3 separate regions of the Homo sapiens genome follow, and regions 1 and 3 are each linked to region 2. The links are chromatin loops, found by intact Hi-C in ENCODE. Cell type or tissue: endothelial cell of umbilical vein. All regions are shown on one strand. Links, peaks and the distances in the headings refer to the core of each region. The heading gives the core; the rest is flanking DNA.

What was found. A loop is a pair of places that touch in the nucleus more often than their neighbours do. Peaks named below come from ENCODE experiments on the same cell type or tissue, not always from the same donor. Only the 100,000 strongest peaks of a DNase experiment are listed, where the experiment ranks them.
Region 1: it touches region 2 in a loop (7-fold over the local background); 5 of 110 quality-filtered maps call a loop at or near these places.
Region 3: a loop joins it to region 2, with 2.1 times the contacts of the local background. A loop is called at or near these places in 11 of 110 quality-filtered maps.

The regions. Positions count from the first base shown.
Region 1 is chr3:100,204,719-100,215,510 of GRCh38, forward strand. No RefSeq gene overlaps it. Among named protein-coding and RNA genes, the nearest start is that of TBC1D23, 51 kb to the right of the region's middle. RefSeq lists a silencer at 5,263-5,312. In endothelial cell of umbilical vein, for the core only: no CTCF peak of the experiment used is centred there; a DNase peak (open chromatin) is centred at 6,183.
Region 2 is chr3:100,155,013-100,165,804 of GRCh38, forward strand. CMSS1 (cms1 ribosomal small subunit homolog) reads left to right here. Exons shown (of 10, transcript NM_032359.4): 3 at 5,418-5,489; 4 at 7,291-7,420. LOC105374009 (a long non-coding RNA gene) reads right to left here and starts at 5,692. Exons shown (of 5, transcript XR_007095984.1): 1 at 5,173-5,692. In endothelial cell of umbilical vein, for the core only: no CTCF peak of the experiment used is centred there; DNase peaks (open chromatin) are centred at 4,029 and 4,829; H3K27ac peaks cover 3,277 bases.
Region 3 is chr3:100,084,192-100,094,983 of GRCh38, forward strand. The region is part of intron 1 of CMSS1 (cms1 ribosomal small subunit homolog); the gene reads left to right. All of the region lies in intron 1 of FILIP1L (filamin A interacting protein 1 like), which reads right to left. Among named protein-coding and RNA genes, the nearest start is that of FILIP1L, 25 kb to the right of the region's middle. RefSeq lists an enhancer at 5,982-6,482. In endothelial cell of umbilical vein, for the core only: a CTCF peak has its summit at 6,324; no DNase peak of the experiment used is centred there.

The DNA.
Region 1 (10,792 bases), core at 1,409-9,408, 50 kb after region 2:
ACCCATGGTGGGGGGTAAATATCAACCAACATTGCGAGTATAACATTCAATCATCTTAAAAAACTGTACTGAACTTTACATGAAATATGCATTTTCCATTTTTTAGCTCTTCACAGCTAAAACGAATTATTAGCAAATAGGAAACTGATACCAAACAATACAATAGTTATATAGTCATACCACATAAGTAACAAGGACAGGTGCAGTGGCTCATGCCTGTAATCCTAGCACTCTGGGAGGCCAAGGCAGGTGGATCACCTGAGGTCAGGAGTTCGAGACCAGCCTGGCCAGCATGGTGAAACCCCATCTCTACTAAAAATACAAAAATTAGCCAGGCTTGGTGGCAGGCACCTATAATCCCAACTACTCAGGAGGCTGAGGCAGGAGAATCGCTTGAACCTGGAGAGCGGAGGTTGGAGTGAGCCAACTTCACTTCAGCGTGGGCAAAAGAGCGAAACTCCATCTCAAAATAAATAAATATAAAATAAAGTAAAGTAACAAAACCACTGTTGCAAGAGAGTTCAAACTACTCCCAGCAGGACTGCTCAGCATCTAGTTCCCACACATGCATCATGTACCCATAACCTAACCCATAATTTTCCACGTTTCTCACTGACCCCATTGATTTGCAGCCTGGCAGCTTCACACATCTCACAGGCTAACACAGAAAGAAACTATTGCCTAACTGGCTGGAATGCTTAACAGCTTGCATGGGTTACAAGGATATGTTTTATTATGTTTTGACTGGAAGGGTCTCTGGTTGACTTTCATATATAATCATATGTAAAAGTAAGCATTCCATTCACTGCACATGGACATCTCATACACTACTAGCTAAGATCATGGCTGGATGCTGGAAGGATGAAATTATATGTACCTTGTGTGGGATACAAGCTAAATCAGATGAGATAATGAACAACAGACACAAACTGGAACTGCACTAGGCAAACTGATATATATGGTCACTGTATCTATAATTGAATTACTGTTTTCAAAAGGGACTTGGCAACATTCTGTAGCATTTTCTTACCACATAACCATAGACCTATACACAAAGGGCCCTTAGCTTCTTCTCATCTCCTGCTGCACTTTGTTCTTACCTCTATTGTAAGAGTTACATTATACTCTAATTATCTGTTTATATACCTGTCAAGTCCACAGCCTGTAAATCCTTGAAGAAAGAGATTGGGTCTTTTGCAGTTTTGTATAAGATATGTTTAGGAACATAGATTCAGGGCATCTTGAATCTATGCTCCCAAGAAAAAAAATAATTTTTATTAAAAAAAGAAATGCTTATAGATAAATAAATGGATCAATGCAAATGACCCAAATGAACTTAGAAAATGAAGTTGATGTCTCTTAGACCATACTTTTCATACTCTCCGAAGACATGGGATGGGGTAGAAGTAGGAGTTGGTAGGGGAGGACACGTTTGAACCTGCATTTTTAACAAGCACCCTGGGTGATTCTGATGTCAATAGCTCATAGGACACACTGCCTTCAGTCAGGAGCTCAGGCCAAAGTAGAGAGAAGCTGAAGACCACAGTGCAGGCACCAAAGGCAATTTCAATTTTGATCAAAATTCTTCTAGCATCAGCGATTGAGGTCTTGGGAAGAGCCAAAATAAGTGGGCTCTACAATATTTGCAGAAGATGCTCCAGCAGAGGATTATTTCCCAAGGGAATATAAGTGTACAAACATATGTCAGCAGATTAAACCAACCACACTCCACGTATACTTTTACAAGCACCACAGCCCATGCTTAGAAAACAGGTCTGGGTTTCTTTCAGGAGAACATAGTTTAGTCAGTAGTTAGAGTTGAGAAAGAGTGACTCTCTATATAGCATTCTAGCATCCTACAAATAGTAGAACTGGCTTTATGGAAGTAAAAATTTCATTAAGCAATTTACTCTTTCTGACTAGCTCTTTACAATTCTGTATGGCTTTTGTTATCAGATTTAATTGGAATCTTTCATCCCTTTATCAAGCATTTATTTAATACCACTATGGGCCAGGCACTAGACTCAATGCTAATGAAAACACAGATGAGGATGACACTGTTTTCAAGAGTCTCCTGTAGAGTGGGAGAGACAAACATGCCTCCTGTTGTAAAGTGGGAAGTGTGAGAATGACGGTAAATCCAATGGGCTCATCTCCTGGAACCACCCTCTACCCTGTGCTTCCAACATTTCTCCAGCTCCCAAACCTACCAGGCTTCCTGGCTTGAGAACAGGCTCACAATGCCTTTGCTTTCCACCTCCTCCCACTTACCAATTTCTCCTCTCTCTTTCCAGCTTTAGCTCTTAGATGCAGTGCTGCAGTGAACATCTATGTAACCCAATCTTCATGCCATGATTATTTCCTTAGAATACATCCCTAGAAATAGAATTTCTGGGCCAAAATGTATGCAAAATATGAAAGCATTCAATGCATGTTCCTAGATTGCTGAAGAAGTTAACGCACCTATCTGCTCAGTACAAGAGTTCTCATTTCTACCGCCTCGTCAATGGTTGTCACTTTTTTTGTAAAATATTAACAAATTTTTAGATGAAAATGGTATCTTGGTTTAATTTGCACTCTTTAGATTACTAGTAAAATTAAATAAAATAAAGATATTTCCCAATAAAAGTTTTAAAAAGATATTTCCTGTGTTTATCACTAAATGCAACCACCATGATCATTTTGTTCTATTTTTTAATGCTTTATATGCATTGAATGTAGTTGAAGACACAGTATGCATATAATTTGATAGTCTGCTCTTTTTTTTTTTTCTTTTTTGAGATGGAGTCTTACCCACTCTATCGCCCAGGCTGGAATGCAATGGTGTGATCTCGACTCACTGCTACCTTCACCTCCCAAGTTCAAGCAATTCTCCTGCCTCACCCTCCCAAATAGCTGGGATTACAGGAGTGCACCACCATGCCTAGCTAATTTTTGTATTTTTAGTAGAAACAGGTTTCACCATGTTGGCCAGGCTGGTCTTGAACTCCTGACCACAAGTGATCCACCCACCTGGGCCTCCCAAAGTGTTGGGACTACAGGCGTGAGCCACCACACCCAGCCAATATTCTGCTCTTTATTAACTTAATGAAAATATCATGATCATTTCCTTAGAATCTTTAAAGCCATTATTTTTCATGGTTGCACACTCAGGTAGCTAACACACACATACACACTTTTTAAAAAAGTATAATTTCTATTTCTATTTCCTCAAGAATGCAGAAGTTCTTTCATTCTCTACATTCTAAAGAAAACTGAAGAGGATAGGTGATTTTTTTCTCTATCATATCCCTTATTTTCTTCCCACAAGAACCACAAAGCCCCCAAACTGGCCCAAGCCTATCTATGACTTGGATAAAAAGGATCCAAGAAACAATGGCTTCCTCAATGATGACTTCATTGTGTGGATGCGGGCAGCTGCCTTTCCCACTTTCAAAAAACTGTATGGTCGACTCAGTCGAACACACCATTTTATAGAAGGCTTGCCTGCTGGTAATTATAGTTTCAACATAACCTATAGTATCCTTTTATACCACTTTTCTTTCTGAAGATGAAAGAAAACCTGGCTGCTAGTTGTTGAGCTATTTCATTCTATACTTTTCTATTTTCTAATCAAATCTGTATACAAAAAAAAAAAAGTGTAAAGGAGGATAAAATTCTCCTATTCCCTCCCAGAGGCTCCAGCTGGGACTGACAGATTAATAACAGAAAAGCATATGAATTTTATGCCTTTAAATGTACATGTGAGCCCTTACAAGAAAAATGGAGACTAAAAAAAGAAGTGACTAAGTCTAAGTTCTCATATACTAGGTTGAACAAAGAATGGCAATTGTAGAAATGTAACTAGGAAGATAAAGGTTAGTTTAGCAAGGGTTTTTGTTGTTGTTGTTGTTGTTTTGTTTTTGTATAGATTTCTCTCAGTCTTGACTCTGTCTGGGAGGCCGAGGCAGGCAGATCATGAGGTCAGGAGTTCGAGACCAGCCTGACCAACATGGTGAAACCACATCTCTACTGAAAATACAAAAAAAATTAGCCAGGCATGGTGGCGCATACCTGTAATCCCAGCTACTCAGGAGGGTGAGGCAGGAGAATCACTTGAACCCGGGAGGCGGAGGTTGCAGTGAGCCGAGATCGCGCCACTGCACTCCAGCCTAGGCAACAGAGTGAGACTCCGTCTCAAAAAAAAAAAGAAAGAAAGAAAGATTAAATAACACTGGGCCTAGAGATCTGTTAAAAAAACTGTGAGGAGAAGCATGCCAGATAGGATGGGAGGAGATGGAAGACTATGAAAATAGAGAGGAGTTTGATAAGTAAATATAGACTAAAAATTACTAAAACTGAGACTATAGAACCTTTTATTGTAGGGAAAAGTATCATAGACCACAGGAGCTGTGGACTCAAGGGACAGGTCCAGTTCATCCAAATCCACGTGAGGTGTGCAACAGGCTCTGCACTGAAGATGCCGTGTTCCCCCCTCCCTTAGGCACAAAGCCAGCATGTGGGAGTTAGTGCCCTAATGATTAGGAATATATGGTCCAACTTAGGAGACATATGTTTATTTTTACTTTCATTTACATATTTACTTTTGAGACAGGGTCTTGCTCTGTTGCCCAGGCTGGAGTACAGTGGCGCAGTCACATCTCATTGCAGTCCTGACCTCCTGGATTCAGGTGATCTTCCCACCTCAGTCTCTCAAGTAGCTTGGACTATAGGCACTCACTACCATGCCCAGCTAATTCTCTCTCTCTTTTTTTTTTTCAGAGATGGGGTCTCCCTTGTTGCCCAGGCTGACACATGCTTAAATATAAGAGTCTGAATTTTTTCACTTAATGTAAAAATACAAATGTAGTTCTTGATTTGAAAACAAACAGGCTTTAACTTTAGCATGGCACCAAACACTACCTTTAAGAAATTATATATTTAAATACAATTTACACTAACTCTGGTCTTTAGATTTAATTTTCAAGTCTCCTCCTGATTCTCCCTGAGGTAGCATTCTCTGGAGGCAGAATCATTCCAGGCCTTTTACACGACTTTGAAATTGCAGCCCAGTTAGCACCGCTGTGTTCATCCTCCCAAGGCTCCTGGCTAGTTGTTCAATGGGACCCCCAATGGGTCAATTTTAACACAAAATTGTCCACCTCCTTAGTTTCTTTACCTTTCAGGGAGGCTGAATAAGAAATTCTTGAGGAGAAGGGAATGATGGCATGTGCTCCAGTTCCCTGCTCCAACTTTTCTTCTTTTCCATCCTAGAACAGGTATGTGGACATTTCCATTCTGACAGGGAAGTGGGAGCATTTCTCAGTCAGAAAGGCCCCCACTGATGAGACATGATCTCTGCCTCTCAGCTTTTTGTCTCCTTTTGTTTACTGACCAGGAGGAGGTATGACTTCAGTTAGTCCCTTTAGCAGGGTGTCTAGTTCTATGAAAATGAAAATGAAAGCCACAAATTGCCTCTCATGGAGCATTATAGGTACAGATCAAAGAGTAAACCCTTTGAATAAGAATTTCAGCAAACTCCTCTCTCCCTCAAAAAAATTGAAGCAGAGGTTGAAAGTTGCTTAAAACTGGTCTCTCAAGGTGGGCCTTCTGATTCTGTCAATTTTGGGACTGCCTTACCATTAAAGCAGTTATGGGTGCATTCGAGGAGCAGGAAAAAACTTCATGCACTACTATCCCACGATGTGTTACAATGACCTTGGGGTTGGCAGGATGAGGAAGGGAGGCATGTTCCCAATAACAGAGACATTCTGTTTCTCCTCTCTGGACATGCTTTCCCTGGGTGACTTCATTCACAGTCATGTCTTAATGCTAATCCCTCTCAAATCAAAATTTTTTGTGTACATAGAACTTCAATCCTAAGCTTCAGGCCTATAACTGCACTACCTGGGTACAGCTCTGGTGTGAGTATTATCCAACCAGACTAAGAAAGTGCCTACCATTTCTAAGGGGAAAAAAGATGTTCTGTGTATGAGGAGAAGACCTTCTCATATAGAACTGAGGGAGGGAGAAAACAGGCAGATGGGTTGAGGTGGCACCCAAGGACCTGGTGACAATGAGGAATTCTGATGGAAAAGAAGAGAGAGAACTAGTTTCATACTAATTTTCCTTGTGCCTTTAAATAGCACGTTGCCAAGTGATTTGAGGCCCTTTAATAGCTTTGCTGGGAAATGCCTCCTTCCTGTGCCGTTGCTATGAGAAGCCTTTCTTTGTTTATTAGTTTGGTTTACAAAAGGCACCAGATGTTTAAAAACCTCAGGCCACATGTATAATCAAAATGACATCATTAAAATGCTAATGATAGCAAACCCACTTCAAACACTTTCTCCCCAGCATGGGGATACTGGCCTTTCCAAAACCCAAATGAATGTACCACCTTTAGTTCGACTACCAAAAATGTTTTGTGATCTTTTTGTTTGCTTGTTCTTCACTCCCCTTAAAGAATTTTCCCTGAGGTAGGAATTCAAACCTTAGCCTACTAAAGGACTATAGCCTGCCCTGGGTCTTCTAATTCATATATAAAAATTTAGGTTTGTATGATTGTAATTTCCTTGGGTTTGCCAAAGGAAATTAAATATATTTGTTCATTATCAGTTGTCTATAAGTCATTCAGATCTGTGTCAGAATCTCTTTCGTAGCTTACAACTATGTAGAGGGAAGGCTTGTTTTTATTTTCATTCCAGCAAGATACAGAGTAGTGCTTGGTAAAGATTAAGTTGCAGCATATGAGATTAGATATTTAACCATTTTTTTACCTATAAAAAAGAGCAATTTTATATGTGTCAACCTAATATATTCAGTATATGCAATACTAGAAATGTGAAGTGTTGAGTCAGATTCTTAACAGGTCTTCTTAGACTTCCCAGTAACCAGGTTCCACGGAGAAAAATCAGTTGTTCTCTCCACCCTGACATGGTGTGGGGGTAATAGCCTTTTCTTAGGTCTTGCCTACACAGTGACAGGAGCTATGACATGGTTGGCCTCCTTTGCCATGATGGCAATTCACATCATGCTGAAAAACAAGAAAATGTCCTTCTTCCATCAATAAAGTCAAGCTTTAAAAAGAAAAGGAGGAAACAAAACTGGACAGTGAAGTAACAGAACCAAAGATCTCTGAAGGGCTGGAGATGACTGGGATGTTTCAACAAGGGGAACTAGGTTGACTGAACTAAAATCAATTTCAAATAGACAATGAAGAGAATTTTAGAGTTAAAAAGAAGAAGGAAGAAGAGGGGAGGCATAATTATACGTAGTAAAATGTCCTTGGTGTGGGGAGAATAAGTCACTCTTGAGCTCTAGACCAGTTTTCCAGTATTTATTTGAAGTCCTTGAGCCTGAAGGCAGGTGAACTCTGTAAGAGAGTGCCATCACCAGAAAAGAGCAAGCAATCTGGGGTACCCACGATTAGGTGAGTCCTAACCATCGGATCAGGCTCAAACCATGAGTCTTCACTGGCTATTTGAAATTTGCTTTTATTTTTTTTTTTGAGATGGAGTCTAACCCTGTCACCCAGGCTGGAGTGCAGTGGCACAATCTTGGCTCACTGCAACTTCTGCCTCCTGGGCTCAAGCAATCCTCCTGGCTCAAGCGATCCTCCTGCCTCAACCTCTCAATTAGCTGGGATTATAGGCGTGTGCCCCCATACCCTGCTAATTTTTGCTATTTTATTTATTTATTTATTTGTTTGTTTGTTTGAGATGGAGTCTTACTCTGTCACCCAGGCTGGAGTGCAGTGGCGCAATCTCAGCTCACTGTAACCTCTGCCTCCCAGGTTCAAGCAGTTCTCCTGCCTCAGCCTCCCGAGTAACTGGGATTACAGGCGCATGCAACCATGCCCCGCTAATTTTTGTCTTTTAGTAAAGACGGGGTTTCACCATGTTGGCCAGGCTGGTCTCGAACACCTGACCTCAGGTGATCCACCCGCCTCACATTCCCAAAGTGCTGGGATTACAGGCTTGAAGCACTGCGCCCGGCCTTTATAATTTTAGTAGAGTTGGGGTTTCACCATGTTGGCCAGGCTGGTCTCAAACTCACCTCAAGTGATCCACCCGCCTTCCAAAGTGCTGGAATTACAGGTGTGAGCCACCGCACCTGGCCTGAAATTATTATAACCACCCCAACAATTGTTGAACTAAATTCAGCATCAGGATGATTTTTGAAAACTGATTTTTTTTTAATGTTCTCCCTTTTCTATAGAGTTAGAGTTAGAGTTTTTTCTGCTAAGAACAGACCAAGCAAAGGTTATGGCAATATCCTGAGCACTCAAAATACAGCCATGCACCAAAAAGAAAGGCTAGAAACTTCCCTAAAGTTATCCATTTGGCCAAGAGGGAAGCATTGAAAGTGACTGATTCTCAAACACTGTACTCAGCATGTTGAAGGCACAACAATGCTAGAACTTATATTGGGATGACATGTTCTAGAATACAAATGATGTTGTAGATTTATGATACTTGAATTAACGTTTTGAGGAAGGTTCTCAGGGTCTCTCTTGAAAGGCTTTAATTCCTGCCAAAGGTCCCTCACAGGAGACTGGATGGAATGCTTAGTGAATCTGTCAGGACATGAAGCCCCACAGATTTGTATACCTAGCTGGCCACAATATTATATTTTTTAAGACATTTTTATGTTAATTTTTTAGAGGTGGGGGAAGCTTTACTCTGATTATTCTAGGAGCAGAATTGTCATTGTTAAATAAAAATATAGTGCCAACACATGTTCATCTCTTTAGTAGCCAAGAAAGCATTTCTTTGTTGCAACTTTCTATGTTTGTCACATAATCGAGTACTTTTCTAAAAAATAAAATAATTTTAAGTACCAACTCTGAAATCTTAGAATCCTTCCCCTATCTCACCTTCCATTTGTAACCAATTACCTCTGACCAGGTGTGGTAGGTAGAATAATACCCCCTGCCCACCACCAATGATGTCCACGTCCTAATTCCCGGAATGTGTAAATGTATTAAATGTCCAGAGAGACTCTACAGATATGATTAAGGACACTGATAGAAGGAGATGATCCTGGGTGATTTGGGTGGGCCCACTGCAGTCATAAGGGCCTTATAAGAGGCAGGCAGTGATAAAAGGAGTAGTAGGAGATGCAACAACAGAAGCAGGAGGTTGGAGTGATGCGAGGAAGTGGCCATGATCCAAAGAATGTAAGTGGCCTCCAGAAGCTGAAAAAAGCAAGAAATAGATTCTTCCCCGAAGCCTTCAGACGCCCTACTGACACTTTGATCTGATCTGCAGAAATGTAAGAGAATAAATTTACCTTGTTTCAAGCATACTGTGTATGGTAATTTGTTACAATGGCAATAGAAAATGAACACGTCAGAGGTTGGCAATGCTTTAGTCATCTGAGTAATTGTTTCTGGAGCTTAGGTAATCTATCCAGAGCAGAGCACTAGGAAGGGACAAGGCTCACACATAACCTAGGCCCACTGACTTACGATCCTGGGCTCATGGCCTCTTAGTCCACACTCCTCAGTTACGGTGCTGGTTAGGAAAGGCACGAGCACATTTGTTACATCTTAGCCTTGCTTGTCAGCTTAGGGGATGCTGGATTAGTCAGAGTTCTACAGAGAAGCAGAATCACTAAAGTGTGTACAGGTGTATGGACAGGATAGACAGAAAGATGATAGATGGATAGATAGATTAGATAGATAGATAGATAGATAGATAGATAGATAGATAGATAGATAGATAGATAGATAGATTTTAAGATATTGTGGAGGCTGGCAAGTCCAAAATCTGACAGGAGAGGCCTCTCAGGAAAGAGGTGCAGTTCAAATCCAAGGCAGTCTCCTGGACAAGCAGGAATTGCCGATGTAGATGAAGTCTACAGGCAGTATGCTGGGGAGTTCCCTCTTGCTCTGAGGTCAGCCTTTTGTTCTATTTAGGCTTTCAGGGGATTGGATGAGGCCCACCCACATTATGGAGGGCCATCTGCTGTACCCGAAGTCCACCGATTTAAGTGCAAATCTTATCCAAAAATACCCTCACAGAAACAACCAGAATAATGTTTGACCAAGTATCGGGACGCCCCATGGCCCAGCCAAGTTGACATATAAAATTAACCATTAACCATCACAGCTGCCAAGAAGGCATCTGCATCCATGAAGTGGTCCAACATTTTCCCAACAAAGCATTTGTCATTTAACTTTATGCTAGAGTCAGCTTAATGAATAGGACCTATACAAAAACGTGTCATATCCATGAGAAGCTAAACTCTTCAAGAAAAATGCATGGCCAGAATTTATGACAGAATGGAAATTGTTCCACTCCTTTTTTCTCCTTCTCCACAAGTCAGTGCATCCAAAGCAGTTTATCTTTGCAGGACTCTCACTCTGCTGTACAATCTGGGAGCCATCCTCCTTAACCTTGATAGAGGAAAAGCATTGTCATTCACAATTCACTCCCTACCCACAATGGGAAGCTTAACTTCTCTGGTTTTCTTTCTCACCTATTCTTTCTCTTCTCTTCCCCTCTCCCATCATCTCGCTTGTCTCCTTCCTCCACATTTTTTTTTTTTTTGAGACAGAGTCTCACTGTGTCACCCAGGTTGGAGTGCAGTGGTGTGATCATAGCTCACTGCAGCTTTGACCTCCCAGGCTCAAACAATCCTCCCACCTCAGCCTCCTGAGTAGCTGGGACTACAGGCATCCACCACCATACCCAGCGAAATTTTTTTTTTTTTTTAGTAGAGATGGGGTGTCTCTATGTTGCTTAGGCTGGTCTCGAACTCCTGGGCTCAAGTGATCCTTCTGCCTCAACTTCCCCAAGTGTTAGAATTA
Region 2 (10,792 bases), core at 1,367-9,366:
TATTACTTATTTACTAAGAGAAAACTTCAGCTTCTCTAGCTTTTTTCCTTACTTTCTGCCTTACAGTTTACACGGGTATTTCTTGACTTATCGATTTCTGACATAATCTACTGACATCCTGACATAGCATATGAGGACATGGTTCTCCTATCTATTATACTTCCTATTTCCTCACCAACTGCTGCCTCCCCTGCCAACAAGATACCACATTTTGGTCAAAACAGTTGTCACTATTACATCATTATGATGATGGAAATATTGTTCAACACTGAGAGAAAGAAGCTATAACCATCCCTCCTTTCTTATACAGCTCTTTATTTTCATGGCATTAACAGTTGCTTCATTTCTTTATTTGCCTGGCTTACTCTGTTCCTATTGTTAATTGTTTCCATATGTTCCAACATCTCTTCCACATTCCCATGAATAATATTTTCCATATGCTCAAATAGATTAGTTGTTTTGTTTTGTTTTGTTTTGCTGCAAAACTCCATATTTCTATTTCACTCCAAACTGGTTATTCTCCAGGCCCACTGAACAATTGAGACCTCTTAACTGTCATCCTAGGATGCCCCTTCAGCACCCTCCTGGGCTGGACTCCTTTTTGGCTAAATCCCATAGCTTCCTTTTGTTTGGTTTCACCCTTTATATTCTGAAATACAGCCTTCAGTATCTGCAGGTAGGAAGTAAATTTTTTGAGACTTCATATTTGAATATGTCTTTATTCTACTCTTACACTTGATTGATACTTTGGCTGGGTATAAAAGTTTAATTTGCAAATAAACTTTATTCATAATTTTGAAAGCATCATTCCATTAAGTTCTAGCATCCATTATTGCTTTTTAGAAATCTTGGCACTATTCTTTTTTCTGATCCTTTGTATTTTGTATGTTATTATTTTGAAGGGGAAAATTTTAGAATCTTCTTTGCCCATGATTTTCTGAAATTTCACAGTGATGCTCCTTGGTATGGGTATTTTTCATATTCATAGTACCCTATACCTAATGGGCTTTCAATCTGGAGTTTTATGTTCTAGAAAGTTTCCTTCAGGCAACACAAAAGTTTGTCATATATATTTCTTTTTTTTAAATTTTATTTTGTCATGTTTTATGTCTTTGATGACTCCTTTTTAGAGACAAGGGTCTCACTTTGTCACTCATGCTGGAGTGCAGTGGTACAATCATAGCTCACTGCAACGTTGAACTCCTGGGCTCAAGAGGTCCTCCTGCCTCAGCCTCCCAAGTAGCTAGGAGTACAGGTATGCGCCACCACACTAGCTAATTTTTTTTCTTTTTTTTTTTTTTTTTTTTTTTTTTTGAGGCAGAGTTCGGCTCTGTCACCCAGGCTGGAGTTCAGTGACGCAATCTTGGCTCACTGCAACCTGTGCCTCCCAGGTTCAAGAGATTTTCCTGCCTCAGCCCCCTAAGTAGCTGGGATTACAGGCGTGCGCCACCACGCCCAGCTAATTTTTGTATTTTTAGTACAGACGGGGTTTCACCATGTTGGTCAGGCTGGTCTTGAACTCCTGACCTCGTAATCCGCCCTCCTCGGCCTCCCAAAGTGCTGGGACTACAGGCGTGAGCCACCACGCGCAGCCTTTTTGTTTGTTTTTGTTTTTGTTTTTGAGACGGAGTCTCGCTCTGTCGCCCGGGCTGGCGTGCAGTGGCACGATCTTGGCTCACTGCAAGCTCCGCTTCCCGGGTTCACTCCATTCTCCTGCCTCAGCCTCCCAAGTAGCTGGGACTACAGGCGCCTGCCACCACGCCTGGCTAATTTTTTGTATTTTTAGTAGAGATGGGGTTTCACCATGTTAGCCAGAATGGTCTCAATCTCCTGACCTCGTGATCCACCTGCCTCGGCCTCCCAAAGTGCTGGGATTACAGGTGTGAGCCACCACGCCTGGCTGTTTTTTGTTGTTGTTGTTGTTGTTGAGACAGGGTCTCACTATGTAACCAGGGCTGGTCTCAAACTCCTGGCCTCAAGCAGTCCTCCCACCTTGGCCCCACAAAGCACTAGGGTTACAGACATGAGACACCATGCCAAGCCCCCTACTGTTTTATGTGATCTCTTTTTCTATAATATCATTTATTGAAAAATTGAATCTCTTGGGCTGATTCTCTGATTTTCTCACCACTTTTTTCTTTTCATTTTTCATCTCTTTCTGGGACATTGCCTCTACTTTATCTTCAAGCCTTCCTCGTTTATTTTTATTCCACATTTCTTATTTGTTTTAATGCTTAACTGTTTTTCCCATTTTTACAGCATCTTGTTCTTGTTTCATGGTTGCAAAATCTTCCCTTATCTCTCTGAGGATATGAATTGTCATTATTTTGAGGTACCATCCCACTTTTCTCTAGGTTCATTTTTCTTTTTGTTATTTATTTGCTCTTGTGTTGGAGACTTTCCTTAGATGTCTGAGGAACCTTAGCTATCCATTCTTATTGAAGAGAGATACACTGAAACAGTGATGAGTTGGGTTTGTCAATTAGTGTATTCATGGTAGGGTGATAGGATAACAAGCTGGATTTTTTACTATGGAACTCCCAAACGTCACTCTCTGATGGTATTTCTTTTAGGCCATTCCATTTTTCCAAAGAGGAATTCAGTAGTCTCCTGCCTGCAATATGTAAGCATGGAATAGGGACAGGAAATGGAGGCAAGCCTCAGCCTCTGCCCTTTCTCCCCTGGCCCAGCCTTGATCCTCTTGATGTCTTCAGAGAATAGATCTCCAGTCGGCTGGCAGGACAGGCAAGGTGAAAGGAAGCAGTAATGGGATAGTTGCTTGGCTACCAGGGTAGGAGATATCACCTAGTGGGGGACAGGAGTAGCTAATCATTCTAAATATAAACTTTCAGCCAATCTCTTCTTTTTTAACCCTTTACTCTCTGTAGTACTTTGTGCCTCCAAAGTACTGGACCTTCTCAGAGTCGAGCAGGTCAAAGACTTACTTATTGTTAGCTTCCACCCCTTCTGAAACCCAGCTGCTAGCTTTCTCTCTGTGCCAAGTCACTTCTATCCAGCTCCAGCCACTTTCCATTTTCCAAAAAGTTGTTGAAATCTCTCCATTACTGTTGTTCTCTCTCCTGGTTTCTTGGTTTTTATATAGATCCTGCTCAATAGGTCCTTTTCAATGCCCTTTATTTTCAGTTTACTGGTATTTTGAGGTCCATTTGCCATGTGTAACCAGGAGAATCATTCTTAAAGTAATTTTTGATACTTTAAGGAATTGAAAATATGCTCTAGTTGCTTCCCTTAAAAGCAACATTTTTTTAGGGGAGTGTGATTCTTCAGACTACATATTTAAAATTGCTACATTTCATATAAAGAAATGACATTACTTATCAACTGTCAAAGTCACACAGTGTTGGAATTGGTTTCCAGAAATGCTTAGTGGCTTGGCCGGATTCTTTCACATCTTCCTACCTAGTCTCCCTGAGGGTAAACAGCAACATTCATAAAGCAGTTAACTAAATGTAAGAATTTTCAATACTGTGGATTTGGATTTCTCCATAAAGTCATCTCACCTCTATGGAAATTGACCCCATAAAATTGGCCTCTTCATTGGCACCCTACCACAGCCAGCTAAAGTAACTAGTCTCCAAAACCAAAGATTATTTTGCATTTCCTTTAGGATGATGTAAGAATTTGAACCTATCATTTAACTGAAGCAATATCATGGCTAAAGCAGTTCATCAAGCATGTTTCGTTTTCCTGTGCATGATTCAGAATTACATTTTTATTTTTTCTCCCAGAATTAAAGAGTCCATATTCTTACAATTGAGCTCATTTCTAGATTTAATTTATGTCATGTTTTAATTAATTGGCTTTGTAAACCTAGCACAAATGCAACCAGTACACTGAACATATTCCTCGAGAACACCTCCATACGTTAATAGATTGTAACAGGTTTCTAAATACGCTTCCCAAAAACCTTGATACTGGTAGAGATAATGCAGTATAGTTTAAGGGATCTGCTAATCATATCCCGGCCTTTGCCTTAGGAACATGAGCTGAACACTGGCCTGGTTTGTAATTGGACTCTTATGGCCATCTGGCAGCTTCTGTGACATATTAGTGGCCTTGGCACAGTCTCTAATTGGCATGTACCAGCATCAAATTGGCATGTATCTACATCCACAAGACAGTTTAACTTTCTAAATAAAAGAAGCCATATCTCTCTTTTCTTTAGCTATGATGCAATTGCTCTTTGCAGGTTTTTTGTTTTATCTTAGAGGAAACTAAAATTTCAAGATTTCCCATGTCACTTTAATCCTGAACTTTTTAAATCTATTTCTGTAATAACTAAAAGAGAATCTTGAAACTGCGGGTCTTTGGCCCCATGTCTTGAAGAAATTATGTAGTATTATATCTTTCTCTCTGACTTCAGGCCATAGACATTCTCAATCTGCAGGCTGTCTGCAAGCTTTCATAGAAAGATTCATCTGTAATCATTTTAGCAGAGCCAGTGGAGACAAGATTGCTTTAGTTAGTAGCTTATCAGTTTAAACTGAGTATTCTCTGGTTGGAATGGAAAGTTAATCAAGGAAAACTCAGAATAAGTTTTCACTTACATTTTATATCTTACTTGGCAACTTGTTTGACAATGTTGCATAAAAGGTCCAGCACAGGAAACATTTTATACTCCTGCTTATGATTAATAAATATGGAATCTGGGGCATTCTATTTTATAAATCAAGGTCTTAGTCCAAATTTCCTGTTTTTCTACATTAGAAAAAAGCCCTCAGGGTAAAAATAGTACTAAACTGGGGTACTCAGGGGTCAAGGCAACAGGCAAAACAGATTACTCTAGATACTGTGGTGCTGAGACGGTTATCAGACTAGTAGCAAAGACATTCATTTTGTAGTCATTATAGCAAAGGCATTTGATGCAGCTGGTTTATAAAAACGTAAGTTAATATATCTTACTTTGGATTTTCTATGCTTATTGAAAAGAGGAAAGGAATGTATAATACAAAACAATAAACCAGTGACTTGGAAATGTAGGCTCACACACAGCTAGTTCATGGAAAACCTTAGTCACTCTAGTCAAAGACTGTCTTACCACATCTTAATTTTAATCACATCGATTTCTGCTGTATTATACAAACTCAGCCACTGTCTTCAATCTCCAATACACTGCACTTCCACACCAAGCACACATATACACTCACTCACAATTTGATCTTGCTCAAAGATTCTCCAGTCTTAAGTCATCTGCGCTTTCTGACTTTCTCAAATTCTCTCAGCCCAACCGCTGCATAGTAACCTACGGTAGATCTTCCAGCATCTCTCTTTCTGTAGAATATTACCAAGATACTCTGAAGAATACATGCATGGCAGAAAGTACTTTGGGGTTCATGCCACTAATTGACACTTTATCATGAAAAGATTAAAATGTTCTCATTTGTATTTCTTAATAGCCTAAAGAATGTTTTTTGATACAACCAAAGGAAAGAAAAGAGAATACCACCAAGACCAGGAAAAGAAGAAAGGTAATATTAATAATTTCTTAAATTTGTATGGCCCCACATGGTTTCCATCACATTTTTATATATCATACTTTCTTGAGGCAACTATTGTAATCCCCACCTAAGAGATGCAGACATTGTAAGATTCTTTGAGGTTTGGTGACTTTCCTAAGGTCACTACTAATAAGTGTTTCTGTTGGAGCTAAGAATAAATTCTTCTGACTCCTATTTCAGTCCTGTGGAGTGCCAAATATCTTTGTTACCCACCCTATGTTTTCAGTGTGGTCAGATGTCAGACATAGATTTCTAATTCTAGAAGGAGTCCAGAGCTATCCTCCCCCGGCCCTTCTGGCTCTGTCCATGAAAAGAAATATACCAACCTCCTTTTTCTATTCATTCCGGATTTTAAGACCTTATACCTTAAAGTATGAATAAAAAGAAAATAATAAGCAGATGAAGGTAGTATGAGGCACTTCTGACTAATTTGGAACCATAAATTAGGTCAAAAAAGCTCCCCTACCTTGCATTTTGATATTTGCTGGTGAGCACAGGAAAGACTCTTTCTCATATACAAACTTTTTTATGGCTCAGCCTTGGAGAAAGTATGGTTAGCTATGACCTTCTCCCACAGTTGTGAAAACAGCAGTGTAATTCTCTCCCTGCCAAGAGGGGTCTGCTGCTGAAGTCAGCCGAGGAAATACGATTGGGATTAGAGGAAAGAAGATGGACTCAAACCTATTACTTAACAGCAAGCTTTTAGAAAACTGAGAGTGTGTGTGCATATGTTTTCTTTTCTTACAAATGGCCAAATAGGAAAATGGGAGATGCCAAATTGGCTGAGGTTTGGCAAGTCCTTAAATAAGTGACTTTAACTTCGCTTTGATAATTTGTACACTAATGGCCTTCTGGAGTGTTAAGTTCTTGGTGGCTCAAGGTCAAAACTCTAGCTAGATAGTTTAGTCTTGACTGAGGTCACACTAAAATGTGCCCACTGATGACATATTTTTAAAAGTTAATTTCTTTGACAGAGGCTTGACCATTCTTGGCAAGTGTCTAGAAATGAGGATATTGTAGAAGGAGGGGGAAAATCTGGGGTCAGGGGTGGGGAATGCTCCTTCTGGATCTTTGGTGGAACATTAGAAGGAAGTGAGAAGGGAAGCTTATGATGGAAATAAATGAATGATTGTGGGTTTCTACTACTGCAGCATTCAATACATGCTACACAAATGAGTCCAAATCAAAATCGATGTTGGAAAGTATTTCCTGTAATATTTTTTCTACTTTGCATAGGGCCACTTTAATACCATCAGTTATCCAAGACCTGAGAATCGAGGGTGTTAAGTCCCCTTCTCAGTAGGCCCCTATGCTCAGATTCCTACTGCGGGTTTTACACTAATGACAGAAATCCAAACTAAGACTCAGCACCTCAAAAACCAGATTGGGCAAGAAATTCTCAAAATTCTAATCCTACAGGAATATAAATCATCTAGGGCTAAAAGAGAGCTCTCCATAGCAATGAGATTTCTTTACTTTTAACAGAAAATAATACCCCAGTATGGAGATGCCTGCAAAAATTTAGTTATCTTGGAAGTCATAGACCAAGAGTTACAGGGAGCTTTCTAGATCATTTTTTCATTTTTCAAAGCAATAGTTATGTCCAAGAAGTATTTAGTGAATTTTCTCAAATGTATTTATTAAAACCCACATTCACACTTGGCTAACACCAAAAGCTATGTGCCGTTTAAATGCCAGAGGAACTAACCTATTCCAACCAAATGCCATTTTAAAATATGTCGTCCCATTTTTCTTCTTTCTCATATCTTAGAAGAAAATTACTGATGTTCTTGCAAAATCAGAACCAAAACCAGGGTTACCTGAAGACCTACAGAAGCTGATGAAGGACTATTATAGCAGCAGACGCTTGGTGATTGAATTAGAAGAACTGAACCTGCCAGGTATAGCCAAGCTTCAATTTTCCTAAAGACAAGGAGCAAAACATAAGTATCTGTTATGGTTAGGTGTCTCAGGCAGTCAATTAACACATTTTCCAGCGGGCATGGTGGCTCATGCCTATAATCCCAGCACTTTGGGAGACTGAGGCTAGAGGATCGCTTGAGCCCAGGTGTTTGAAACCAGCCTGGGCGATACAGTGAGACCTCATCGCTATTAAAAATAAGAATAATAATAATAATTGTTTAAAGAGACATACTTTCAGGCCAGGCACAGTGGCTCACGCCTATAATCCCAGCACTCTGGGAGGCTGAGACGGGTGGATCACTTGAGGTCAAGAGTTCAAGACCAGACTGGCCAACATAGTGAAACCCCATCTCTACTAAAAAATACAAAAATTAGCTGGGTGTGGTAGCACACGCCTGTAATCCCACCTACTTGGGAGGCTGAGGCAGAAGAATCACTTGAATCTGGGAGGCCGAGGTTACAGTGAGCCAAGATGACGCCATTGCACTCCAGCCTGGGGGACAGAGCGAGACTCCATCTCAAAGAAAAAAAAGAAACATAATACTTCTTTTCCTCAATCTAATAGTTTTAACTGATAGATTATATCAAATAGTTTTAACTGATAGATTATATCCTTACTGGATGCTAAACAGTATTTGTCAAATCTAATATTAAGATTTGTGATTGTATTTTTTTATTCAAAAGGTTAATTGTTGGGTGTGCATTTTTAACAAACTATTCAATGAGTAGGAATTCATCATGAGGATAGAAGTTGAAGTACACATTTAAAAGTATGGATGTGAAACACTGATTTACTCAACTATTATAGACAAGAACTTTAGCCTTAATAAGCAATTTAGTTTTGTTGTTGCTCTTATTATGGATTTCTAGTCATGGTTTTTAGAATAGTATTTTAGGTTGCAGGCCAGACTCTTTCAAGCAAACTGTCAAAAGGTAGGAACAAAATTCTGTATGTTTTGCGAGGCTGACACTTTGCCTCAAGGGATTCTTAGGCCTACTAGAATTTTAGATCCTCTGCCTTAGTGTATTTATAATTAAGCTAAAAGATATTACAAAATTTAAACAGCTAATTTTTTAAAAATATTTATTTATTTATTTTAGAGACAGTGTCTTGTTGTGTCGCCCAGGCTGGAGTGCAGTGGCACCATCGTAGTTCACTGCAGCCTCGAACTCCTGGGCTTAAGTGGATCCTCTCATCTCAGCCTCCCGAGTAGCTGGGAATATAGCCACGTGCCACCATACCCAGCTTAAACAACTAATTTTAATTAATTTCAAAATTATAATGCATCCTTTAACTCTTTTAGGCAGGGATGGGAGGAAATAGATGTTGTCATAAAATCAAACCATAAAAGTTTGGGTACAACTGCTTCAGATGAGCTATTTATAGACTACTAGGCATATCTAATATTGCTTTTGGAAAAAGTAGAGGGTGGCTTGATTTCCGTTTTCCATTACAACTTTATGCTTTCTAGAAGCTTGAGAAGCTGAAAAACAATCTGTTCCCTGAATTTTTATAATTCTTTTGTGATATCCTTTTTCAAAAACACACATTGGGTTTGGAGACATGAGTGCCCTGTCTGTTTTCCAAGGAGATTACCCTTTAGGGAATTGAAGGAGTGCATTTGCACATGAGCAGGATCTGGACTTTTAGACTTACTAAGCCCAGACAGTTCCAATAGCAGTTATAATCCACTCTTCTCAGCACACCACGGCCTCTGCTGTGAAAACTATGTCCTGACTGCACTATCACAGGAACTATTCTAACAAAACCACTTTTGAAGCTTTAACTGAAGTTTAATTTTTACTGTGACTCAATGGTCAGTTTTCCATTCTAGTTCTTTGTTAGAGCAACTTGAACTTAGGAAGGATTTGTGAGCAGTGGGACCACTGCTGTTCTGTAACCTCATGGAACATCGTAAACCTTGCTCCTCTCTGGAGTTAGAGAGAGTCAAAGCTCAGAAGAAACTTTTAAGGAGTCATTTGAGTTCCATAGTGAATTTGTTTGGTATTATTGTTTTATTAGAGTTCAGTAATATAGTTAGGCAAGAATGTGTGGTCATGGTTTGGGGAGGAAGGAAAATATGTTTGAAATAACGTTATAACCAAAAAGGACAGGTTTTTATTTTTAGTTAAAAAAATTAGGCCATTTAAGACACAATAAACTGAGACATCAGAGGAAGGTTTGAGAGAACAGGCCCTGGTCACTACACTGATGAGACCAAGGACAGAGAATAGATCTAAGCTAGATGTGGGGAAGGAGATACAGTGGGTTATTTGGAATAGGCTCAAGGAGGGACATAAATCCCCTTATATATACACATATAAGGTAGATATAAATAATAACATACTGTTCCTATTTAGTTTGTCGAGCCTCTGACTTGGTTTTGATTTGAGGTTGTTTGTGTCTGTAGGGCAGGAACATGTCTTTTCAATTAATATTGTGCACTGTACATTGTTAATGTCATACACATGGGCACTTAATTAGGATTTCAAGGTTGGAGTCACCCGGAGCTAATTAACTTCTCTGCTGTCTCCTGAGAGCTGCAGTGTGATTTAGATTAGTGATTCCTAATTGCCTATAGGCTAGTTGCAACCGAATCACCCAGGAACTTCTTAAAAATCAGATTCCCAGGCCCACCCCCAAGAGATTCTAATTCACTATGCAAAAGAGACTTCATCCCAGAAATCTGTATCTTCAGTTCTCCAGGTGAGTCTGATCATATCCAGGCTTGGGACATTATAAAGACCACCAAAGGCTCCACAACAATATAGGAGAAAACAGCTTTGAATTACTCACTTAATGAGTTATATGTGCTGGGTCACAACATAAATTTCATTTTGATCAGTCCAGCCCCTGTTTTATTTTAATGTGTTATATTGTTTTTTATTGTATTGTTATGTTGTGTTGTATTTTGAGACATTATTCTCATTCTTCCCTAATCCAAACTCTATTTTCATATGATAGGAATTTTTAAAAATATATATATATTCTTATAAAATATGTCATCCTGTGTATGTATATACATATTAAAATGTATCTAAAATGGCTTTGTGCTAATGCTTTCGTTCTGTTTCTTTCTTCACTTGACACTTTTTCCAGATATGACTAAGTAATTTTATGCATATCTAGTTCATTGCTTCTAAATGCCACATAATATTCCAGCGTTTCCATCTACCACATATACTCATCCATTTCCCCAGATATGGACACCTAGGTTGCTTCAAGCACCCTGCTATCACAAATAATGTCAGGATGAATATCCTTGTGTGTGTACCTTAATAGACCATGCAAGAATTTCTTTCTATTATTTACCTTGAATTGAAATGATAGAATTATAGGGTATATACAT
Region 3 (10,792 bases), core at 1,870-9,869, 70 kb before region 2:
CGTATTGTTATTTCATGTACATGTTTAAATAACTTTAATAGCAGCCTTTGGAGTGGCTCATTTTAAAAGTCCCTTTTAGTCTCCTACCTGCTATTTTTCACTAGCCCATTGAGTAGAGGGGTTTTTCATGCTACCCACATAAAAATATGCAAATATTTATAAGCTTAGGTCCATCAAACTAGTTAATTTGGACCTAAATATGAATTTTGATCAAGGCTGCTTGCAAATTCACATTTTGGGCTTACTTTCAGATTTCAGATATATAGAAAAACTCAAAGAAAATGAATAAAGCCTTTCAGTGCTCCAAAGATTTGTTTAAAAGGAACAGCCACTAAAAACGGGAAAACAATACAGTGTTATGGGAAGTAAGAACCTTATGATAGCCGTGTCTCTTAAACAGAGCTTTATAAAGAGGAACTGATGTGGTTTTACTATGTCTATGCAAGGGATTTGACCGTAAAGCCATAAGTTAGAGAAATTGTCACTTACGTATAAACATGAGGATATGGATATTACAGATCAACCTCACTTTTTCCACTTATTTGTGTTCCGAAAACTGAATATTTATAAATCAAATCATAGTTTTCACTTGGTTCATATTATCATCTCAGAGCTGTAGCTTCTTTTTCACTTGCGTAGGTGGAATTTGGTTGCTAAAATACCTATCCCCAATCAGTCCCAGCCTTGCATCAAGTTAGGGAATTATAAATGAAGTAGCCACTATGTAAAGGTAATGTAATGAATCCAAAAATTATCTTATAATGCAGAAACTCATTCTCTGTCCATGTCTTTAGCTTCAGATTTTTCTGTCATTTGTTGAATTGTGGCGCACTTTTAAATATGTATGTATGGTACAGATCTCTGCTGAATCTCCTAAACTAAGCCGTATCCCCTAAAGTGGTGGTTTCCAGCCCAGGCTGCTCAATAGAATCACAAGAGAAACAGTCCTGATCAGTTGAATTAGAATCCCTGGATATGGAATTGTTTTAAAAGTATCTAAGGTGATTATACCGTACAACCAACCTGAAGTTTGCCAGAAGAGAACATTAATATTTTAGAACAGCTTATTATTGTAGATAGTGTGATTATAAACTAGTTAAAATGTTTCACACTAAGAGGACTGATGTTTTATATCTTCCCTTCTCCTTAAGGAATTCATTTCTTTCTGCTTCCTCATGTAGGGAAAAATGACTGACTTTTACTATAATAGCAGGGTCTTTTTATACAAATGTTGCCCATTTGGGACTATGCTTTCTCCAAGTGCTTGTAATTTCTCAAAACCATACATCAATCCAAAGTTCCTTTGCTTTTTTATCTCAGAAGCAAAAATATCCCCATTTCTTCCTCTCTTATCAACCAAGACCCCTCTGTGTTCCTCTTTCATCCTTCATCTCAGCATAGCTCTAAGATGCAGGCAAATAACATCCTCAAGCTTACAGGCTTTCCGTCTCTCATGAGGGAATGAAGTGCCTTTCCTCCAACTGAAATGTTTCTGAAGTACTCTTCAGCCACTGCAGTGTTCTGTCATTTTTGTCTGTCATCTGGGAATCAGAGCTATGCACGTGGATGATGACCCCCTCCTAAGTGGCCAAATAAAAGAAGTTACATATGTCTTTTATTCACTCTGTGTTTCTCTGGAGACCTCGACTAGCAGGAAAAGAGGTGGTTACATTTTCATGAAGAGTAATATACTCCCAAGTTGCATTTTAATGGATAACTTAGCTCTGGGTTAGATTCTTCAGCATAAAGGTCACCACTTTTAATATAGAGGGTCATGAGTTTAGTCATTGGACAAGTTAATCAAATGGCTGCTGTAGTTGAAAAGTACATCTGCATTTGAATAAAATATGATTCGTGTTAGAGAGCTAAACTTGATGTTTGGTTTCCTCCAGGTAATAAAATAGCTTTTAATGAAATAAACATGTATCTTTCTGCAGCGAACCTGCATAAAGAGCATAGAACAGTTGCGTTTCCTTTCTGGCAGTGGTAGAGAGTCTTTGACCTGCCATGGGCTGCTTTATTTTATTCAGTCTCAAATAGTTAACCTATTGAGCTGATTAGAAAACAACTAGAAGTCATTCAGTACCACAGAAGAAAGGGACAGAAAAGCCACGAAGTTAGTTGTACTTGTTTGGACATCAATATCATTGATTATATCATTCCAAGTATTACTACTGAGAAATGTCTTGGAATCAGCTGACCCCCTCTAGTTCTAATACCATAAAGGGGGAAAAAAAATCCAGGTTCTACTCTTATCTGTGCTTTCTCACTTATAACAGTACCTAACTCCTAGTTGATACTCAAATACTTTTTTTACAATTTGTTTTAGCCCTAAGCCTGTTTACCCAAATCAAATACCTTTTTAAGAAAAATTAAACTGGTATTTATTACCCACCAGGCTAACGTCCAAAATATGTGCCTTCCTATGAATCATTGCAGCAATTTAGTGTAGAGCCTCTTTAAATTTTTGATAAAAATCATTGGAGAGTTGGGAGCAATGGCTAACCCATTTTTTCACTTTTTAAAATTTACATATGGTAAAATTCACTTTTGTGTCTAGGACAGGTCTGTGATTCAGACAAATGCATACAGCAGTGTGATCACCACCATAATCAAAATGCAAAGCACTTCCATCACCCCCAGAAATCCTTCAGGCTCCCTTTTTAATCAGTCCCTCTCTCTATTCTCAACCCCTAGTAACTACTGATTTTTTTTCTGTTCCTCTAATTTTACCTTTTCCTGAATGTCATATAAATGGAATCACAGTATTTTGAATCTGGTTTCTTTTACTTAGCAGAATGTACTTGAGATACTATCCAAATTGTCATGTGTACCAACAGTTTGTTCCTTTTTGCTGCTGTTTAATGTGCTGTCATACAGCTGTACCATAGTTTGCTAATCCAATTACGAGTTGAAGGACATTTGGTTTATTTTCTGTTTGGGGCAATTATGAATAAAGCCACTATTAATGTTCACGTACAGGTTTTAAGTGAATGTAGCTTTCTTGTGAGTGTTTCTCTAGGAGTGGAATTACTGGGCTTTGTTGTAAATGAATGTTTAGCATCTTATAAAGAACTGCCAAACTGTTTTCCAAAGTGATTGTACTATTTTGTGTTCCCACCAACAGTGTATGAGAAATTCCAGTTGCTCAGCAACCTCACCAGCAATTGGTATTGTCAGTGGGTTAGTTTGGTTTTGGTTTTGGTTGACTGGGTTTTGTTTTCTTTTGTTTTTCTGGTCATTCTAATAGTGGTATCTCCTTGTGGTTTTAATTTGTATTTCCACAATGACTAATGGTGTTGAGCATCTTTTCATAGACCTATTTTTCATCCAAGTATAGTCTTTAGTGAGGCATCTTTTCAAACCTTTTGCTTTTTTTGTTTAATTGTTTTCTTATTATTGAGTTTTGAGATTTATTTATATATTCTGAATACAATTCTTTTTCAGATATATAACTTGCGAGTTTTTTTCCCCAGTCTTTGGTTTGCCATTTCATTATATTAATAATGTCTTTCACAAAGGAAAAGTTTTTGAAGAAGACCAATTGATCAGTGTTCTCTTGTGGACTGTGCTTCTGGTATTGTACCTAAGGAATCTTTTCCTAACACAAACTCACAAAGATTTTCTCCTATTGTTTCAACTTTTTTTTTTTTTTTTTTTTTTGAGTCTCACTCTGTCACCCAGGCTGGAGTGCAGTGGCAAGATCTCGACTCACTGCAACCTCCACCTCCAGGGTTCAAGCAATTCTCCTGCCTCAGCCTCTCAAGTAGCTGGGATTACAGGTGCCCACCACCATGCCTGGCTAATTTTTATATTTGTAGTAGAGATGGGGTTTTACCATGTTGGCCAGGCTGGTCAGGAACTCCTGACCTGAAGTGATCTGCCTGCCTCGGCCTCCCAAAGTGCTGGGATTACAGGCATGAGCCACTGCACCTGGCTCTAACTATAATTTTTTTAAACTACTTTTGTAGGTTTTTAAAGTGAAATTTGGGAGCTTGCTGGGATGGAAAAGGCAGTGAAACAGAGAAGTTATCATTATATGTGTCCCTTGGACATCCCTTACCTAAACCAAAAGCTTAAATTGATACAGAAAAAAATAGTTTCATTTCAGAAGTTAATATAGGTTTTCAGTGTAACGCTCAGACATTATGGAATACAGATACCTAGATCCCCCAAAACTACAAATAATGCAAATGAGTAAGTTATTATTGTCAGAGGAAATATATGAAGATATAGCTAATATATGGATAACTAAATTATTCATTTTCTGATTGAAATTAACTTTTAAAACCTGAATCATTTCAAAATCTTTATATTTGTAGGAAATGAATATTCTGCACATTAATAATTCATAATAAATTGCTGAGAAAACGATTACATTTTCAAAAGTGTCAAAGCACACCAGTTTCCTCAGTCTTACAGAGACATCAAGTTCTTGCACTTTCTCTCCTTCTCTGCAGTTTTCTCTCTCTTCTTTTTCTCCTCATCACTCCCTTGAGTCTCCCATTTTTCTTGCTAATCCTGACATATTTTCTTGTCCTTGTGCCTTGTAATTTCTTTTTCTTCATATTTTTGTCTCTCTTCTCTATCTGCCCCACTTTTTTGTATCTTTTAATTCACTACAATATGAAACCAGTTTCTTTCTCTGGGTAGTATTTATTTAGTGAGCTTTTTTTTCCTTTTTGTGATGTAAATGTTTGTTTTTTGTTATGTTTATTTTTTGTCCTTCTGACTCAGAAATTTTTCAGAAGCACTAAGTAAGTCACTGTTTGCATGTACTTGAATCAATCATGGTTTACACTCTCCAGAGAGAAAGTATCCTTTGATGAAATAAGGACATTACCCACCTCTGCTCTGTAAGGCACCAGTATTAGAAGGCATCAGTGAGGATCATTTTATCCATTTCCCTACCAGTAAAGTATCCAAGAGTAAAAGTTATATAATATAGTTAACATGAAGTGTCTAGACATAGCTACTTTGCTAATACATTCCAACGTCTAGCTCTTGTTTTCAGTGGCTTAAAGATATGTAGTAATCTTATTGATCTGCTTTCCAATTTTTCTGGCTGTATTTGCCCTACAGGAAGTATTTTATTATTTAGAGTTCAGTTGCATTTTCTATTACTACACGCATATCCACAAGCAAAACCATCCAGAGAGATTTACTTGGTTTTCCTGTTCTTTCCTACTCAACAATGCTAGCTAATACTCTTCAAAATTAAATATTCTTTGTTTTTACTAACTTTATGCAAGTAATGGATTAACTGAATTTAAAGCCCTAAAGAGTAGATGGAGATGAAGATATGAAGATTTTTCTGCATCCACCTATAAGTCAAAGCCTCATGTCAAGCAAAAAGGATAGGAAGCAGAAACATTTCTAAAACTGAACAATTTAACAGACTAGAACTAAGCATTTCCCATTATGGTTCTTTATATGATATTTGATAACTGAATCACTTTACTGATGTCTTACATTGAGTGAAAAGGTAGTATAATATAAATACAAATTTCATAGGCATTTGTATGAAGTAAGAATTCATTGCTCGTTAATAATCTGGAAAAGAAGACACCCGTGGCTAATTGAGGAAGATTTAGTCAGGCTTTTTAAGTAGAATGTCATATTAGGAACAACTGGATTCTAGTCTCCATTTTTGCCACCTACTAGTTCAGTGACCTGGAGCAAGTCTTGTCTTCCGTTTCCTAGGCTGTGAACTGTAGGAATTGACTCAGATGATCTCTAAGACCTCCTCTAGTACTGAACAAAATTGGAGGGAGGAAATAGTACACTCATCTTCCCTACTCCCCCGCAACTGCAAAGCCAGCTAGCTTTTCTCCTGATAGGAGTGCGTGGAGCCACAGAAAACTTCACTGATGTTTATCTCAAAGCTCATTGCTTCACTGTCTGCAGCTGATCCTTCTGAGCTCCTTCCATGGAGGGCTTGTTCCAAGGGCAGTCCCTCCCTAAACTATGAAGCACTCTATGAATGCCCCTTCTAGTAAGGCCCCAGGCACCTTTGTCCACATGGGTCCATTGTGCAGCTGTTTGCTATTGTTTTCTTCAAGATTCAAATTTAACTGTCCCGATCTTCTGAGTCTTTAAGATAGTCAAGGGAACATTAGCTCACTGAAAATAATTGAAAACACCTTTTGGAAAAGTGCAGCTGGGAATGCAAGCATGGGATTCAATCATGCTGGTCGTGATTTTTCAGGGAAGAGATTATTCCTCTACCTTATAACATTTTCTAAGAAATTTAGAGAAAGCAATTCCACCTCTGATTTTCTGAGTCATAGTCTTTGAGAGCAAAACCAGGCGACAGAGATGCATGACTTGCCCAGGCCCTCCCAGTGGTAGGTTATGAAACTGTTCTGCAATCCCCTGCCTGGGCTCTTTCTCTGCAACACTAGCCTCTGCCTTTCCAAAGCCTTCCTGGTGTTGCAGTCGTGTTCTCTGTAGCATTTCCCATTGCCTTTGACCCTGAGTCACTCCTATCATGAAATAAGGCTGTATTTAATTAGGACACCCAAATGCTCAGGAAAACCTCTCCATCAGAACTGCACAACTTGTCTGATCACCACTGTCCTAGGAGCTCTCTGCAGGTATGCCAGTGCTGACAGGCTGACTGGCCTCAGGAATATGGTATCTCCTATCCTCCCTAGAGCTTGCCTGCTTCATTCCATCCCATGTAGTCTAAAGTATATTTTAAGAAAACTTGAAATGAGTGCAGAGGTTAAACATTTCAAAGTAGCTTGGGATTACAAGTAATTTTAACCCAAGGTCATTTGGAAAATGTCATTCCTGAAACCCTACCTTAGGCCCGGGCACAGTGGCTCACGCCTGTAATCCCAGAACTTTGGGAGGCCGAGGTGGGCGGATCACGAGATCAGGAGATCGAGACCATCCTGGCTAACACGGTGAAACCCCGTCTCTACTAAAAATACAAAAACTTAGCTGGGCATGGTGGCGGGCACCTGTAGTCCCAGCTACTCGGGAGGCTGAGGCAGGAGAATGGCGTGAACCTGGAAGGCGGAACTTGCAGTGAGCCGAGATTGCGCCACTGCACTCCAGACTAGGCGACAGAGCGAGACTCCGTCTCAAAAAAAAAAAAAAAAAAGAAAAAAGAAACCCTGCCTTTAAGGGGTGTGCATGTATGTATGTGTATGTATGTTCACCTTCTTCTTCCAAAACAAAATGTTTTAATAAATGAACTTTGTGGAATTTGATTGGAAAGACTCATGTTTTGTAAGGGAAGAAGAAGTGTAAGAAATTAGGTAACAAGAGCAGCCAGTTTTAAAGATGCATGCTGATAAATGCTTTGCAGCACAAGCCTTCTACCCTGTTCCCAGCCATAAGCATCATAAGTTATTCTGTCACCAAAAGTGTAGCCATGTTCTAACTTACGTGCCTGACTTACATTACAAAAGTATAACTAGCTTCTCAATTTCCCACATAATCTTTTTATCTGCAGCCACTTGAGTATCCCAAATTCCTGTTTCTGCCATCTCTGACAAGAATAAAAATAATGGAAAACTAACCATTTTCTACCAGTATCATTAGTCAGAGTAAAATCCTTTTTCTAGACATATTTCCAATATTTTCCTTAAGACAGGATTATTTGCTCAGCGTCTCCTCTCGTGATTCACAGGTACATTGTTCCGATTCCACGTTGGGCCTGAGTAAATATTAATTGAAACTGTAAAGGCAGTATATAACATGGTGGTTAAGAACTCAGGTTCTAGGGTCAGATTTCTCAGGTTAGAATCTTAACGCTGATCTTTACCAGCTATCTGTCCTAGGGCAAGTTGCTTGATCTCTCTGGACCTTATTTGTGCCACATATGTAAAATGGGGTTGCGGATATTAATATCTATTTCATAGGGCTATTATGAGCAGTGGTCCTTAAAAATGTACTCTGTAAAGAATTTAGAAAAAATGCATACTTCCTCACACATTTTTAAGTTGGATCTAAAACTTTTTATCATGGCTTTCAAAGTTTATTTTTGTTAAATAGGAGGTAGAAAAGAGTAAATATTCTATAACAGTATTAAATAAGAATTGATTGTGATTGGAAATAGTTGACATGCTGGCTAAAGATGTCCTGATGAAAGCATGTGTCCCTGAAACCAGTAGATTTCCCGTCATAGCATATTTTGGATTCCAGGAGTCTGTTTACCCCAAAGACAATGGTATACAAGATAATGAACTGTAATAAGATTTGTTTTGAGTGAGAAGTTTGGCTTTTTTTTAACATGGAAAAGCCAATATGAATGTAGTTGGATTCTCAGGCAGCTGAAAAATAAAGTACAAATGGAAGTTAAGGTCTAAAGACAAATTTCCTTAAAATACCCTTGCATGTGTATATCTTGTATTTGCATGCCCAGTACACATACCCCAGTTGGAAGGCCACTAGTTATGAGGGTTAAATGAGTCAATGCATGTTAAGCTCCTAGAATAACGCCTGGTATCTAGTATGCACTGAGCAAACATACATTATTGCTATTATTATTTTAGGTTCTCCCTTTAGAGAAAAAAATATTCATACTTACTCTGAGGTCCTACCTTGTCCTCATGTCTTATCTCCCTGCATTCAGCATCCTTTAGAATTAAGTGACTAAGGATCAGAAGTATCTATTACCTCTGTATTGGGATCATGGTTCCATTCTTCTCACAAGACAAACTCATTCCAGGAGTTAACAGCGGGGACTTTCTGGTCAAATTCTATTCAGTTTAGCTATCTATAAATATGACATTCTCCTGGATACACATAACTCTCACTACCTATGGATCCAGCCTGATGCTAAAGGTTCCATAAATTGAGAATTTGTGGGGTTTCATAAATACGTTGAAGGAGTAGAGGTTACTAGATAACTGCAGAAATAGAATACAGAATGGAAAAAATTGAAGTGTAAAATTTTAAAAGAAAAGGTTAGCTCATTTTAAACATACTCTATGCACTGGTCATCAGACACTTAGAAATCTCAAAATCAAAACAGGGACCTCTGGCCTAACATATTACCAGATATACTGAGTTGAGCAGCTTATGTCATTAGATATTAGTTCTGTGTTTTTATAGCTGATGTCTTCTGTAACTTTTTAGTTACCAAAACAATGTATGTTCATTTTAGAAAAAGTCAGATAATCCAGAAGGAGAAAATGAAAGTCACTGATATACTACCACCTAGGGATAAAGATTTTGATACATATTTTTTCTTACAAAAAATATATACTTACATTATTTTTCTTACAAAAAATATATACTTTTTTACAAAAAATATATACTTTTAATTTTTTAAGTAAACTTTTTACTTTGAGATAATTGTGATTCACATGCATTTGTACGGAATAATGCAGAGTGATTCCACATACACTTCAACCAGTTTCCTCCAATGGTAACATCTTACAGAACTGTAGTGGAATGTCACAACCAGTATATTTACATTGATACAGCTTAGAAAACATTTCTGTCACCACAAGGATCCCTCATGTTCACCTTTTATAGCCACAACCATTTTCCTCCCATCCCCTACTCTCTCCTGAAACCCTGGCAATCACTACTTCTCAATTTATATAATTTTGTCACTTCAAAAACAGTATATAAATAGAATCATACAACATGTAACCTTTTAGGATTGACATTTTTTTCACTTATCACATAGCACAATTTTCTGAAGAGTTATCTAGGACATCTGAGTTTTTTCCATTTTTTGGCTATTACAAATAAAACCACCATAAAGATTTGTGTACAGGTTGTTGTGTGAACACAAGTTTTCATTTCCCTGGGATGAATGCCCAGGAGTGCAGTTGCTGGGTTCATATGGTAGTTTTATAGAGTTACTGTACCAACTTACATTCCTACCAGCAATGTATGAGTGATGTAATTTCCCTGCATCCTTGCCAACATTTGGTGTCATCACTATTTTTTTAATTTTAGTAATTCTGATAGATGTGTAGTGATATTTCATTTTGATTTTCATTTGCATTTCCCTAGCAGTTAATGATGTGGGACATCTTTTCGTCACTTGTCATCTATATATCCATTTGAATGAAATGCTGGCTCATGTCTTTTGCCCATTTTCTAATTGAATTGATTGGATTGTTCTTTATTGTTAAGTTTTAAGAGTTCCTTATATTTTTTAAATGGTTGTCCTTTCTCACATATGTAGTTTGGTATATTTTCTCCCAATATCAAGATATTATTTTCATTCCCTTAACAGGATCTTTCATGTGGCAAAAGTCTTTTGTTTTGATACAGTGTAACTTATCAATTTTTTTATGGATTATACTTTTGGTGTTAAGTATAAAAACTCTTTGTCTAGACAGAGATCCCAAAGATTTTCTCTTATTTTCTAAGAGAATTTTATGTTTTACATTTAGCTTCATGATCCATTTTGAATTCATTTTTGTTTAAGGTGGTAGACTTGAGTTCAGATTCATTTTTTTCCTATGGATGTCCAATTTCTCCAGCACCATTTGTTGGAAAAGCTGCCTTTTTTTTTTTTTTTTTTTTTTTTTTTTTGAGACAGTCTCGCTCTGTCACCCGAGCTGGAGTGCAGTGGCACAATCTCGGCTCACGGCAAGCTCTGCCTCCCGGGTTCATGCCATTCTCCTGCCTCAGCCTCCCAAGTAGCTGGGACTACAGGCACCTGCCACCACACCTGGCAATTTTGTGTGTGTGTTTTTTTAGTAGAGACGGGGTTTTATCATATTAGCCAGGATGGTCTTGATCTCCTGACCTCGTGATCCACCCGCCTCGGCCTCCCAAAGTGCTGGGATTACAGGAGTGAGCCACTGCGCCT